Regions from separate parts of the Homo sapiens genome. Here region 1 is linked to region 2. The links are chromatin loops, found by intact Hi-C in ENCODE. Cell type or tissue: PC-9. All regions are shown on one strand.

What was found. Hi-C counts contacts between places; a loop is a spot of excess contacts. Peaks named below come from ENCODE experiments on the same cell type or tissue, not always from the same donor. Only the 100,000 strongest peaks of a DNase experiment are listed, where the experiment ranks them.
Region 1: a loop joins it to region 2, with 11 times the contacts of the local background. A loop is called at or near these places in 1 of 110 quality-filtered maps.

The regions. Positions count from the first base shown.
Region 1 is chr13:49,237,111-49,245,110 of GRCh38, forward strand. The region is part of intron 1 of LOC105370203 (a long non-coding RNA gene); the gene reads right to left. Among named protein-coding and RNA genes, the nearest start is that of CDADC1, 6.8 kb to the right of the region's middle. In PC-9, CTCF peaks have their summits at 3,131 and 3,331; a DNase peak (open chromatin) is centred at 1,711; H3K27me3 peaks cover 4,496 bases.
Region 2 is chr13:49,060,214-49,068,213 of GRCh38, forward strand. All of the region lies in intron 2 of FNDC3A (fibronectin type III domain containing 3A), which reads left to right. Among named protein-coding and RNA genes, the nearest start is that of FNDC3A, 88 kb to the left of the region's middle. In PC-9, no CTCF peak of the experiment used is centred here; DNase peaks (open chromatin) are centred at 2,308 and 3,488; H3K27ac peaks cover 2,400 bases.

The DNA of each region.
Region 1 (8,000 bases), 180 kb after region 2:
GGCTAATTTTAGTATTTAGTAGAGATAGGGTTTTGCCATGTTAGCCAGGCTGGTCTCAAACTCCTGACTTCGTGATCCACCTGCCTTGGCTTCCCAAAGTGGTGGGATTACAGGCGTGAGCCATTGTGCCCAGTCACATTTTCTAGTATTAGAAAATAACATGACTGCTTGAATAAAAGCAGGACATTGTTAAAGGGAACTCTCATTTGATATTCGGGGGGAATGCAAGTTTGTTGTCACATTTTTTAAATTAATAGCACACAATTCATAGAAGCATAGCCCTCTAAAAAGAGATTACCTTGCTGAAACTGAAAAAGTGTTAGGATTTTATAGCCTTTTTAAATAAGTAAATTAACCCCAAACAAGATACCACTATATACCTATTACAATGGCCAAATTCCAGAACACTGACAATAACAAATGCAGGTGAGGAAGTGGAGCAACCAGAGCTCTCATTTGTCAATGAAAAGAGTCAAATTCTAAAAAAATCTTTGAAGAGATTTACTTTGAGCTAAATATGAGAGACCAATGACCCGTGACACAGCCCTCAGGAGATCCTGAGAACATGTGTCCAAGGTGGTCAGGGTACAAGTTGGTTTTATACAATTTAGGGAGATATAAGACATCAATTAATACATGTAAGATGTATACTGGTTAGGTCTGGAAAGGCAGGAAAACCGGAAGTGGGGACTTCCAGGTCATAGTTGGATTCACAGGTTTTCTGACTGGCAATTGTTTGAAAGAGTTATTATCTAAAGACCTGGAATCAATAGAAAGGAATGTCTGGGTTAAGATAGGCAGTTGTAGAGACCAAAGTTTTATCATGCAGGCGAAGCCTCCAGGTAGCAGGCTTCAGAGAGAATAGATTGTAAAGGTTTCTTATCAGACTTAAAGACTCTATTCTATCAGTAATTCCAAAATGGAGGAGGGCATAATGAGGCAGGTCCAGCTCCTCCTTCCCATCATGGCCTGAAAGTTGACCTGAACTAGTTTTTCAGGTTAACTTTGGAATGCCCTTGGTCGAGAGGAGGGGTCCAATCAGATGGTTGGGGGGCTTAGAATTTTATTTTTGGTTTATACATTCATTTCTGTTAGAAAGGAAAAAAAGGTACAGTTACTTTGGAAGATAGTTTGGCAGTTTCTTACAAAACTAAACATACTCTTACCATATGATCTAACAAACATACTCCTTGGTATTTACCCAAAGGAGTTGAAAATATGTCCACAGAAAAACCTGCACATGGGTGTTTGCAGAAGCTTCTTTTTTTTTTTTTTTTAATTTTATCATTGTCCAAACTTGGAAGCAACCAAGATGTTGTTCGGTAAGTGAATAGATAAATAACTATGCTACAACCAAGCAATGGAATATTATTTGGCACTAAAAATAAATGAGCTATCAAGCCCGAAAAGATATGGAGGAAACTTAAATAATGCATATTGCTAAGAGAGAAGCCAGTCTGAAAAGACTACTGTTCTGCAATGGGCAGGTCTATGGAAATCTACCCCTAAAGTCTGCGGAAGCTAAGAGGCCAAGAAAGAGGCTGACACATTTGGTTTCTCAGGAAAAAACAAACAAACAAACAAACAAAAACATTTAATAGGGACTTAGGAAGAGAAGCCACAATGTCCTGGGCAGCTGCCAGACAAGGTGTTGGATTCCCACACTATGACCCCCACAGACCCAGGGCTTCCATGTCATAGGGAAGGAATGTGTAGGACAATTATAGGGAAAGGCAAGATGCTATGTGAATCTGCCTAGAGCAGAATTTATGGTCAAGGGAGTTTTGACCTAAGGGCAGGATTTACAGTAAGTACAAGCTCTTACACAAGGAACAGTAGATAAAATGGAAGATAGCAGCCTTCCCTAAATTGAGGTTAATCAAGAAGTCAACAGGGCGGATTGGCATCCAAGATGGAGTTGCGTTAGCCTCCACAACTACATACAATGATTCCAACTATATGACATTCTAGAAAAGGCAAAACTATGGAGACAGTAAAAAAGAAGACTAGTGTTGCCAGGAGTTAGGGTGCAGGGATGAATAAAGCAAAGCACGGAGGATTTTTAAGGCAGTGAAACTACTCTGTATGATATACTACAATGGTGGACACATGTCCCTACACATTTGCCCAAACCCAGAGAATGTACAACACCAAGAGTGAATTCCAATGTAAACTGTGGACTTTGGGTGATGATGACATGTCAGTGTAGGTTCATCAACTGTAACAAATGCACCACTCTGGTGGGGGATGTTAATAGTTGGGGAGGCTGTGCATGTGTGTGGCAGGGGCCATATGGGAAATCTCTATTTTCCACCCCATTTTGCTGTGAACCTAAAACTGCTCTAAAAAAATAAAATCTTTTTTAAAAAGTTAACCCAAAAGTATATGGTTTTATTGCCCTAAAGAAAGTTAACCAGGCATATTGTACCTAACTTAGCTATTTTAGAGAATCCTTTTCTCTTCAAGTATTTAAATCCTGTTCCTCAAATACACTCTGAACTAGGTCTCATTGCTGCCACCAACGGTTCACTCATTTTAGGAGTTAAATGAGGGGGAGTTAATTGAGTTTTATTGGAAAACGGCCACACTCAGTCGTTTTCATATCATCTATGGCTGCTTTTGTAGCAGAATGGAATAGTTGTGACACAGACTAAATGGTCTGAAAAACCTAAAATATTTGCTATCTGGGCCTTTCCAAAAAAGTTTGTAAACTCCGGGCCAAATAAAACTTTGACACTTGCTCGAATCTGGTATGAAAATTTTGCTTGTAGCATCAGTTAACATCAGCAGATGATATGATACCAAAAAGTACTTGGTATCATCAGTTAACATCAGCAGATGATACGATACCAAAAAGTACTTGGTATCAGTTGCTTTTGGTAAAAGCAATTCTACAGAGGGCCAAAATACTTTAGCTAAAAACCACTGATTCAGAATCTCTAAGGCTGGGACCCAGAAATCTGGGTTTTAACATAGTCTCTGAGGGACTCTTATGCATACTCCAGTTGGAGAATCGCTGGAGCCCACTGGCCTAGCCCAGTGGTGGATGTACAGATTCTGACTCAGAAAGTCTGAAGTGCAGCCCAAGATTCTGCTTTTCTCACAAGCTCCCACATGATGGCGATGTTGCTGGTCTGAGGGCCTTAGTTTCCTCACCTGCGTAATGGAGATGATAAAAATCTATTTCATAGGGTTGTTGTGGGTAGTAAATGAAGTCATAATGTCCATTTATATCCTGCCCCCACCCCTTTCAAGCTATGTCTATTGGGGCAAGTTACCGAATGTCTTGGTTCCTATAAGTGGAGCTAAATAATATTGCCCACATCACAAGGTTGCTGGAAGGAGCAAATGAGATAATAAACATAAAGTACCTAGAACAGAGCCTGGAACACTGTAAAGGCTCAATAATGTAAGATACTATTATTACTATTATCATTATCGTTACATAGGGTGTCTGATCATAGCAGATATTCCATCAGTGTTAGTTTCCTCCCTACTCCCTCTCCTATCCATCCTCTCATCCCTACCCCTCCCTCTAGTGTCTTCTGTTGATTTCTTTTTTATTTTTGTTTAGAGATGCTGTCTCACTCTGTTGCCCAGGCTGGCATACAGTGGTGCAATCATAGCTCACTGCAGCCTCAAACTCTTGGGCTCAAGCGATCCTCTCACCTTAGCCTCTGGAGTGGCTGTGGCTACAGGTGCACATTACCACAACTGGCTAATTTTAAAAAGTGTTTTGTAGAGATGGAGTCTCGCTATGTTGCCCAGGCTGGTCTTGAACTCCTGGCCTCAAGTGATTCTCTGGCTTTGGCCTCCCAAAGGGATGGGACTATGGGCACAAGCCACTGCACCCAGCCCTCCTTCTGTTGATTTCTAATGTGTCTAATTAGATAACTTCTATAGGAATGCTGATTCAGAAATACCTGAACCCAGGTGGCCCTACCTGACAGTCCAGAGGTGCCACACAAACAGGGACCCAAAATGAGCTTGGACATTGACTGTGCTGCCCAGGCCCCTCTGCCCACCCCCTCTCAGGCAGGCTTTTGGTAGAGAGTTTGGGAGAACAAGGGAAAGTGGGCTTGCCAGTCCTTCCCACCTCAGGGGAGCACCATTTCCAGGGCTGCCTGAACATTCTTACTCTGCAGCACATTAATCTACGTGGCACCAAGTTTATTTTTCTGAGAAGATTATTTGGGACAATATATGGAAAATCTGAGAAGTCATTTCTCTTTGGCAGCACTGCCCTCCATAACAAAGCACATATTCCTGAAGGGCATCTGGATTTTGTTTCAGGTTTCTTTTTGCTTCCTCAGGGTTTAAGTGCTGCCAGGAATGGCCTTCTAAGAATTGCTTAGCAAACCTTAATCTCCAGACTCAGGGTGGTGGGGATAATCACATTTTTTGCCCGAAATGACCAAATTGAAACCATCCCCACAGGGTTGACAAGAATGGCATGCTGGGTTCTGGACAGAAATATAGTTATAATTAAGAATGAATCAGCCGGGCGCGGTGGCTCACGCCTGTAATCCTAGCACTTTGGGAGGCCAAGGCCGGCAGAGTGCCTGAGCTCAGGAGTTCGAGACCAGCCTAGGCAACACGGTGAAACCCCATCTCTGCTAAAATACAAAAGAAATTAGCTGGGCATGGCAGCATGTGCCTGTAGTCCCAGCTACTCGGGAGGCTGAGGCAGGAGAAATGCTTGAACCTGGGAGGCAGAGGTTGCAGTGAGCCGAGATCGTGCCACTGCACTCCAGCCTGGGGCGACAGAGCAAGACTCCGTATCTACAAAAAAAAAAAGAACTAATCAGACAGGCACGGTAGCTCACACGTCTAATCCCAGCACTTTGGGAGGCCAAGGTGGGTGGATCGCTTGAGTTCAGGAGTTCGAGACCAGCCTGGCCAACACGGTAAAACCTGGTCTCTACTAAAAATACAAAAATTAGCCAGGCTTGGTGGCATGTGTCTGTAATCCTTGCTATTCAGGAGGCAGAGGCATGAGAATCACTTGAACCTAGGAGGCAGAGGTTGCATTGAGCCAGTATTGTGCCACTACACTCCAGCCTACCTGGGCAACAGAATGAGACTCTGTCTTAAAAAAAAAAAAAAAAAGAACTAATCAGGCCACAATTCAGCACACTTCCTTGTTGCCAAAAGTCACTAGATCCTGACCATTTGCATCCCCATTGTTCCTAAAGATAGGATTTCTGACATTAAGATTATAATGATGGAGACAGGAGGCAGAGAAATTCTAGGCAGACAGGGGCAGGTCCCTGGCAAAGTCCCATCCTCAAGCCAAAAAGCCTGAGACTGCAGCCCAAAGTGAGAACTTACATCCCTGTTCTCCCGCTCAAATGTTGCCTTTTCCAAAACCACCCATGGCCCGCCCTGCCCCCTATCCTGTGCTTATAAAAACCCCAGACTCAGCCGGCAAAAAGGAGAAGCAGCTGGACATCAGAGACTATGGCTCAACGTCTGAGAGAAGTGGCTTGACTTCAGAGAGACAGCTTGACAGCATAACTTCAGAGAAGAATCTGGCCAGAGACAGCCGGACTTCAGGGGAAGATTACCTTCCCACCCCATCCCCTTTTCAGCTCCCCTTCCTGCTGAGGGCCACTTTTATCAGCGATAAAATCCTGTTTTTACCATCTTTCAATTCCTTCGTCCAAACTCATTTCTCCTGGATGCCAAACAAGAGCCTAGGAGCCACAAGTGCAGATGCAAAAGGCTGTCACACTGGCCCTTTGCCCTCACTGGTGGAAGACAGCTCCCTCACATGAAAAGGCAGAGGGAGGCTCTGCAGAGCTGCTAACACTTAAGCTGTCTGCAAATGGCAGAGCTAAAAGACCACTGTAACACTCCCTCTGGGGCTTCAGGGGTTGCAGGAACCCCACCAGATACTGCCTTGGGGGCATGCATGGAGTTTGCTCCTGCTGGTGCTCAAAAGTGCTCACCTGGCTCCTGCACCTGCTCACCTGTGTGCTCCCTCCCATAAGGGGTGGAGAGCAGTGAGTCCGAATGAGTGGAGTTCACTCCTGCTGGTGACGAAGTGGCCAGCTGATTCCAGTGGTTGTGTACTCCAGTTCCTGCCTTATTTGCTCATGCGCTCCCTCCCGCAAGGAGTTGAGAGCTGTGGGCTGAGTAAATGGGGCACCCCTATTGCGAGTCCTGCAAAGCGGTCAGGGAAATATCCTACTTCAATAAGACTGTTTAAAAATGGATTTGCATCCCTGTTGTTCCTATAGAGATGATCTCTGACGGAATCATAAGGCTTTTGTTTAAGGATTGCTTAAGATGTTCTCAGATCCAAATTTCAGCGACCAGTTTGGAGACCCTCACAGAAGAACGGGATGAGCATAAGAACACAGCTTCTTCATCTCCCTGTCCCATGACTTCACCCTGTGCTCTTCGACCAGTGAACACTCTCCACACTTGGGCCCACTCCAAAACCCTAAAGACTGTAGCCCCAAACTCCTCAGACAGATGGATTTAAGATTCCCTCCCATCTCCTCCTTTGGTGACCCTATAGGTAAATGCTTTATCTGCTAAAACCCAGTGTCTCTGGCACTGGTCATGGAGTGCCTTCTCACAAGAGCAAAATTGAGTGTAAGGTACATTTTCTTCCACAAGCCAGGTATTCCATAAGCACCACCAGCATCAGCAGATCCAGCTACAGATTCAGTGACTATGATCAACTCCACAGACCATCAGCTTGCTTTGTTGAGAGGATTCTGTCCTAATAAACACACTGCTAAGACTAACATTCCCAATCCACAGGACCTAGAATAAAAGAAAATTCAGGCTACTTAGAGAATAGGTAAATGAAAGATGAAAAAGGGAGGGACAATCAACAGTATTGAGCACCTGTGCTTTGCCAAGCACCATACTACTTGGGATCATGTAGCCCTTCATGAAAATTTGTGATAAATGTTTTACCATCATCCTTTCCTTCCTTCTTTCCCTGGGCTATTCCTTCCTCCCTTCCTTCTTCCCTGAGTAAGTCAGTCAAAAAGGCATTTGATAACCTCCCCTCCCCTCCCCTTCAAGGGAGAAGAGGCTATTACAGCAGAGGAAGAGGAAGGGGCTGGAAAGCCAAAGAAGCAACTAGCATGCTAGGAAGGTGAGTCACATACAGGGGAACTGAGGGTGGAAAAAAGAAAGAAAGGACAGAGGCTGCTCCTTTAGCCTGGATCCCAGAGCCAATTCACAGGAGCAGCAGCATGTAACATGAGTAAAAATTAACCTTTGTGGGGGCAAGCCACTGAGATTTCATGGTCATTTGTGTGAAAGGAAAATGAATCTTGGGGCCCCAAAATCACTAAGCTAAAGGGAAAAGTCAAGCTGGGAACTGCTTAGGACAAACCTGACTCCCTTCTATTCAAGTCATCCCTCTGCTCACTGAGATAAATGTATATCTGATTGCCTCCTTTAGAAAGGGTAATCAGAAGCTCAAAAGAATGCTAGCATTTGTTTCTTATCTACCTAAGACCTGGAAGCCCCCTCCCAACTTCGAGATGTCCCACCTTTCCAGACCAAACCAATGTTCATCTTACATATGTTGATGGATGTTTCATATCTCCCTAAAATGTACAAAACCAAGCTGTGCTCTGACCACCTTGGGCACATGTCGTCAAGACCTCCTGAGGCTGTCACAGGCGCATATCCTTAACTTTGGCAAAATAAACTTTCTAAATTAACTGAGACCCGTCTTAGATTTTGGGGGTTCACATTTGTTACCCACAGCAAGCCGGGTCTAAGCCAACTGATACAGTAACTGGTAAATAACTTCTGTTCTTAGAGTGTGAATACAGCTTGTCTCTCTCATATCAAAGCCCATGGTCCTTCCACTTGATATATAGAATTGTTTATTGATTTAAAAACCATTTTATTGATTAAACTGGCCTTTGTAGAACTCAGCTGCTCTGAGCTTGTCCACTTCTCAGCACTTAGGGAAAATTTCATTTTATAATCCTTTTTAGTCCTCTTATTCCTCTGCAGCAGAA
Region 2 (8,000 bases):
ACTTTTGTACATGAATGTTTATAGCAGCACTATTCTAAATAGCCAGAAGGTGGAAATAGCCTAAATGTCTGTCATCATTTGAATGGATAAACAAATTGTGATATATTCATACAATGGAATGTTATTTAGCCATAAAAAGGAAATGCTGAGGCGGGGCTGGTGGCTCATGCCTGTAATCCCAGCACTTTGGAAGGCCAAGGTGGGCGGATCACCTGAAGTCAGGAGTTCGAGACCAGCCTGGCCAACATGGTGAAACCCCATCTCCATTAAAAATATAAAAATTAGCCAGGTGTGGTGGCATATGCCAGTGGTCCCAGCTACTCGGGAGGCTGAAGCAAGAGAATCGCTTGAACCCAGGAGGCGGAGGTTGCAGTGACCCGAGATTGTGCCACTGCACTCCAGCCTGGGCGACAGAACGAGACTCGGTCTCAAAAAAAAAAAAAAAAAAAAAAAAAAGTGCTGATGCATGCTACAACTTGATTAAACCTTAAAAACACTGTACTGAGTGAAAAGAAGCCAGGTCACAAAAGATCACTATTGTATGATTTTGTTTATATTAAACATCCAAAATAGGTAAATACATAGAGATAGAAAGCAGATTGGTGATTACCAGGGGCTCGGAATAGGGTAGAATGTAGAGTGACTGCTTAATAGGCATAGGAATTTCTTATGAGTAATGAAAATGTTTTGGAAGTATACATGGAGGTGATGATTGCACAACATTGTGAATGTACCAAATGCCACTGAAGGTTACACTTTAATATGGTTAATTTTATGTTATATGAATTTCACTTCAATAAAAATGTTAATAGTTACAGAAATTGATTATAATATTGATTTTTAAAAGAATCCATGAGTCCATATTGAGACTAAAAAAAAATTAAAATTGAAAGAGGGGGCTTGTGTTTGTTTTAGAGATGAGATCTCACTCTGTCACTCAGGCTGGAGTGCAGTGGCGTGATCATAACTCACTGCAGCCTCAAACTCCCGGACTCAAGTAATCCCACTCTCCCAGCCTCCTAAGTAGCTGAGACTACAGGCTTGCACCAGCATGCTTGGCTTTTTCTTTTCTTTCCTTTTCCATTTTCCATTTTCCCTCTCTTCTCTTCCCTTCCCTTCCCTTCCCTTCCCTTCCCTTCCCTTACCTTCCCTTCCCTTCCCTTCCCTTCCCTTCCCTTCCCTCCCCTTCCCTCCCCTCCCCTCCCCTCCCCTCCCCTCCCCTCCCCTTCTCCCCTCCCTTCCCCTCCCCTCCCCTCTCCTCCCCTCCCCTCTCCTCCCCTCCCCTCTCCTCCCCTCCCCTCTCCCCTCCCTTCCCCTCCCCTCCCCTTCTCCCCTCCCCTCTCCTCCCCTCCCCTCTCCTCCCCTCCCCTCTCCTCTCCTCCCCTCTCCTCCCCTCCCCTCTCCCCTCCCCTCTCCCTTCCCCTCTCCCCTCCCCTCCCCTCTCCCCTCCCCTCTCCCCTCCCCTCTCCCCTCCCCTCTCCCCTCCCCTCTCCCCTCCCCTCCCCTCCCCTCCCCTCTCCCTCTCCTCTCCCTCTCCTCTCCCTCTCCTCTCCTCTCCCTCTCCTCTCCTCTCCCTCTCCTCTCCTCTTCTCTCCTCTCCTCTCCTCTCCTCTCCCAAGCTGGTCTCAAACTCTTGGCCTCAAGTGATCCTCCTGCCTCAGCCTTCCAGTGGGCTGAGATTACAGGCATGAGGTACCACATCCAGTGAAAGGCTCTTCTTGGAGAAGAATGGTGACTAATACATGTAGAAAGAATGATGTTTTAAAATCACCATTTTACAGTCCCCATAGTAATAATTGATTTAGTAATTGCGGAAACCATTGTGTAAAGGATTGCCAGGGACAAGAATATTCACAAAGCCCCGAAGTATCACCATGTTGATTATCACTATTGAAGGGAAACTGTGCCTTTCTCATAGAGACATCTGACAGATACTACCTTAACAAAATGATCAAACCTTACACCACCCAGGTACTCTAAAACCATTTACCAAAAAGAGTGAGAGTGAGCAAAAGTGGCAACACGTTAATTGGTGAATGTAGGTGAAGTTTACATGGGTGCTAATTGAACTATTCTTGCATTTTTTTCTATAGGTTTAAAATTTTTCAAAATAAGTGGGGGTAAAGATGAAATTTGGATATGACCCTTTCCTGTTTAATAGTGTTGCCTGAAGGTTAACAGTTGAACTCTTTAGCCTACTAGTTAAGGATCCTTATGATTCAGCCCCTGTTTATCTTTCCAGTCTTATCTTTTTCCATCACATTTCTCAAACTAGTTTAAATGTTAGCTATGCCACACTACTTCCTATTTTTCAGATTGCTCATGTTCTCTTTCACCCTCATGACTTCGTACACATTATATGTGCCCTCTCCTTGAAGTTTCCTTTTCCTGTCTTTATCTTGCAGACTTCTGCTTGTCTCGCTGAATTCTGTGTAGTTTATCATTTCTTGCAGGAATCTTCCCTGATCATCCTAGGTTGAGTGGATGCTTATAATGCATTGCTCATATTCCTGTTATACCACTTGTTACACTATAAGTTAATTGGCTGAGTACTTGTCTGTTTTCTTCCTAGACTGGGAACTCCTTGATGCCTTGGACTGTGATTTATTTTTCTTCTTTTGGTGTCCACAGTACCTGCAAGAGTGTGTGCCACACGGTAGCTGTTTAAGAAAAGATTTTTACATAAATGAATAAATTTCACCTCCTGCTATTTCCCTGGATATTTTAACTTAAAATAGGTCTGTTTATCTTCATTTGTACTTAATATCAGTTTTATGTGTATATCATGTTTGGTTTTCTTAGTTTTATTTCTTTTTCTCAACTTTATATAGTGAATGATTTTGTTACAGAAATTATTAGTAATTTATAGAATTCTGCAGCACAACTAGTACATGATAGGATTTGATCCAATAAGTATGAACATTTCTTGCTTAACTGTACTACATTGCTAAGCACTGTGGGAGAATATAATAGAGATGACATTTTGGCAATTTAGACAATGAGCTAATGTTTCCTAACATTAAAGCCAAATCTATAACTCATTTTCTATACAAATAAAACTTCTGGATTTAGCAGAGATGTAAATATGATTTTAAAAGGAAAGAAACTCTAAATATACTAAAAACATTTAGGTAAGTTTTTTTTTTAAAATAATCATGTAATATAAAGTCCTTTATAGTGCTGACCTAAAAGGAAGAAGCTGAGGCAAAATTCATGGAAGTAGAGCTTATTTGGGCCAGGGTCGAGGATTGTAAACCAGGAGCATGGATTCAAGTTGCCCTGAATGTAGACTCCAATTAGCAGCAGTTACAAGTAGGTTTTGAAATGAAAGGAAGCAATTCCTAAATTGTTTCCAAGAAATTACATTAATATAACAAGCTATTGATTGGGTATACATTATTCCTTGTATCACAAATTCCAGGAAAATGAAGATAATGGGTGAGTCAGTTAGTCAGGAACAAAATATCTTTAAACAATTGCCCCTGGGCATGGGTGCATAGGGTGTGACTGAAGTCCCATACTCACGTCTCTCTGGGCCTGATAAATTTTACATGCCTCACATAGCTCAGACTGCTCTGAGCTGTTTTTCTTTTCTCAGTAATATAAAATGAAACCCAGAAGCTATAAAGGAAAACATATTGATATAATAATTCTTCTACTTAAAAATGTAAAACTCTAGTGTAGCAAAACAAATTTTTTTATTTGAAAAAAGAGAAAGTATCTGTGTTACATGTTATGGCAAAGGGCTCATTTCCTTGGCATACAAACGACTATTACAAATCAGTGGAAGAAATTCAAACAACCCAATTGAAAAACAGGTAAAGGACATCAATAAATAGTCTGTGGAGGCCAGGCGTGGTGGCTCATGCCTGTAATCCCAGCACTTTGGGAGGCCGAGGTGGGCAGATCACGAGGTCAGGAGTTTGAGACCAGCCTGACAAACATGGTGAAACCCCGTCTTTACTAAAAATACAAAAATTAGCCGGGCATGGTGGCAGGTGCCTGTAATCCCAGCTACTTGGGAGGCTGAGGCAGGAGAATCGCTTGAACCTGGGAGGTGGAGGTTGCAGTGAGCCAAGATCGTGCCATTGCACTACAGCCTGGGCAACAGAGCAAGACTCCGTCTCAAAAAAAAAGTAGTCTGTGGAAAAAGAAGATTGCTGATAAATATAGAAATATTGCCCCCCGCCCCCCCCCCAAAAAAAAAACAACAAGGGGTTTGTTCACCTAGCAAGCAACAAACAAGTGTCCACAAAAACACAGGTTTTGACCAATAGAAGTTTTATTACCTATCACAAGGAAAGAGATCACTGAGAGTATTCTCCAAAGCAGTGTCTCCCTGAGGGAAAGTGACAGGAAGGTTTCATGGATCAGTGGAGAAGGGAGAGGATACGTCATCACATGTAGAGGAGGGGCCCCAGTGGCGCAGACACAGTCAGTCATTATGCCAGCACACAGGTTGCATGTAATGATAATGATGCTATAGCTCCTCCTGGGGTGGAGACTTTATAGCATGGTGAGGCGGAAAGTTCACTTGGGTTCATGTGTAAGTTGCTGAGGTCTGTCAGTAGCTGATTCCAACTGACTAGATGACCACATAACATACAGGGTTTGGGAAAAAACAGGTTGCAAGGCAGGAGGGTATAAAGCAAGCTCACAGTTCATGTTTATTAAATTCTTATAGTCCCTGGAGACCTTCCGTGTCTGCTTACAATATGTTATAATGAATGAGTAGGTCTGTATACTGCTGTGGAAAATTGTATGAGTGAAAAAATCCATCATACTTTTCAATTCCTGATTCAGTTATCTATTGTTGTGTAACAAACCAACTCAAAACTTAGTGCGTCAAATCAGCAAACATTTATTTGCTCCATTTCTGCTCTCTGGGCAGAGCTCAACTGGGCAGTCTTTGCACTGGTCTTGCCTAGAGTCACTCACCTACTTAAAGACGTATAGAGTCAACTAGAGCTGGAAACCTGCAATGGGCTGGTCAGGCAGCTCTCTCTCCCCATCTCTGTGGCATCTTCAGCAGAGTATCTGGACCTTTTTTACATGGTAGCTCAGGAACCCAGGAGGGAACTTTCCAAGAGTCACAGGGCCCAGTATCTAAGTGCTTATGAAAACCAAGTCACATGGCCAAGCCCAGAGTTAGTATTGAGGACTACACAATATGTAATACCAAGAGGTGTGATTCACTGGGGACCACCAGTGTAACCACACTTCCTAATTTATGTTACATACCTATTTATCTGTTTATTGCCACTCTTCCATTAGAATGTATCATCTGCAAGAGGATGGGTTCTGCTTATCTTGTTCACCTATATCAGCCTAGAACAAGATATACTACATTGTTGGATTTCAGTAAATTTTTGCTGAATATATATGTCTAGTAAGATGTTGTGTTTAAAGAAAATGGTGTGTATTAGGGGAGGCTGGTATTTCTGTGTGCATAATAAACTTCTGGAAAGATAAACATAATGGTTTTATGATTAAACATGATGGTTTCTGGATTTGAAAAGGAATAAGGGGACAAGAGGGGACCTTTTACTCTATTTCATTTACATTGTGTATTTCCATGACTGTATCCCAGTTTTATAACTTAATACATAGTAAAATATGAGAATCATTCTTTATTTGTAAAAAAATTATTTTCTTAGACATTTATAAGAAATACTAAAATTAGAGTACAAGGCCAAGCAGCTTGTAAAAATGATTTAAAGTTGTCTGGTCAGTATGATAGAGTTCTTAAAAACATTCAAGTTTATGCTAAATGAATGTTATTCATTTACTTATTCTCCTACTCAACAAAGATTTTTTGAGTATATAATAAGTACTATAGTACATTGTTTTGGGTATCTCAGTGACAAGATTCTTTGTCTTCCAGAGTTCTATTAGTTCAATTGGCAGACCTGGTTGGATGAATAGGAAAATGCCAAATTATAAAATACCTTTGAAAATTCTTAAAAAACTGTATTCCTGTATTCGTTTTGGTTATTAAAATAGTCATTTGGAGCCAAGCATAGTAAAGATTTTGAGTCAGAGACAAAAGAATAAAATAGTAAGACTTTTTCATTTGTGACTTCTGAACTAACTCTCAAGGCAATCTAGAAAAAAGTAGTTTTAGTTCTTCTGAGTTCTCTAGAGTAGATCTCTCACCCTTATAGTTCATTGCTAGATAACCTAAAGAGTATCTGGCATTTATGGTGCCCAAGAAACACTTATTGAAGATATATGTAATAGGCTTCACTTACTGCTGCTTACTGTGTATGTCACACTGTGCTGTATGTTTTACATGTATATTATCTGTTAATCCTTCAACAGCCCTGTGGCAAAATCATTATAGATCTCAGTTTTCAGACTAGGCAACAAAGACTTAAGTAACATACCCAAAGTTACAAATAGCTATTAAGTGGTGAAGCATATTGAAAGTCAAGATCAGAGATACTTCAAAGCTTATATTCTTTTTTTTTTTAACAACATTCTTTTTTTTTTAATATATACTTTAAGTTCTGGGATACATGTGCAGAACATGCAGGTTTGTTACATAGGTATACACGTGCCATGGTGGTTTGCTGCACCCATCAACTGGTCATCTGCATTAGGTATTTCTCCTAATACTTTCCCCTCACTGCCCTCAAAGCTTATATTCTTAATGACTATTCCTTTTTGCCCCTCCACCAAACCCATTCATATGAGACTAGCATTGTTTTGCATCTGTATATGCTTGCATGTTTATTCAAAAAACAGTCTATTTTTTAATTACCTCGGAGAAGACTTTATGGGCAAAAGTGTAGAGGCAGGAAGGAATGTTTGGCTAGACTAGAGTGGCTTATAATAGACATGACGAGATGGGTAAAGAAGTAATAAATTGTAACCTGGAAAGCCAAAGGATTGTATCATGCTGTTAATTGGCTATTCTACTAAAAGGTCAGATGAGGGAAGAACTAAAAATTTTTAGTTTTAAAAAAAATTAGCTTTTGGGTTATTTGTAGATTTTAATTATATTTTCTTTATTCTTCAAGGATATGTAAGATGTGCCTACATTTATGCTTTAAATATCTCTGATTTGTCTATCAACTAATAACATTAGAGCAGTGTCTTTCGCATTTCTTAATTCCCTCTCTAATTTCCCTGTTTATCCTTCTCTCTGTGCAGATTGTTGGTTTGGCATTCTGTCTGGATAGCCTCAGCCAACAAGTATTAATAGCTTGGTCAAAACACAGAATTTTGAGGAATCATTGTATCCATAGGGTAAGGTGGATGTAAAGCAAAGATATTTAGGTAGTTTAGCCATGATTTATTTTATTAACCCATTTATGCCTAGTGTACCATTATTGGAACGCTAAGCTTGTGGGAGTTATTTGTATCCTGCTGCTCAAGGTCATCGCCAAGGTCCGATTTTTCACAAAAAAACCTTATAACCTCCAGCATAAATGGGTTAATTTAATCATTTCTTATTGATTTCGTCTGTCCTAATAGTTCTTAATCTACTTTGGGTCTTGGACCTCTAAAAATCTGATGAAAACAGTGCTCAGAAATTGTAATATCTACAGAAAGTTTATATACCAATCCAGGTTGTTTACAAACCCTTTGAATCCTATCTATGACACCCAGGTTAAGAACTCTTGTGCTTTATCTCCATGCTGGTCTCAAGTAACATCCTACAGTAATTCACCACCACTATAAAATTTTATCACTAATTAGAAAAAGGGTGGAAAAGATGGAATGCTTTAAAAATTTTAAGAACCATAGATTTGTTAGAATCATTAAAAATGTGTTGGAAATAAAAGCAAAAGGAACATCCTTCAGTCTACTTTCAAAATTTTAAGTATGTTTTACAGGCCAAGCATTGTGGCTGTCCTGTAATCCCAGCACTTTGGGAGGCCGAGCTGGGCGGATCGCTTGAGGCCAGGAGTTTGAGACCAGCCTGGGCAACATGGCAAAACCCCGTCTTTATTTAAAAAAAAAAAAAAAGTGTGTAAGTGTGTGTGTGTGTGTAA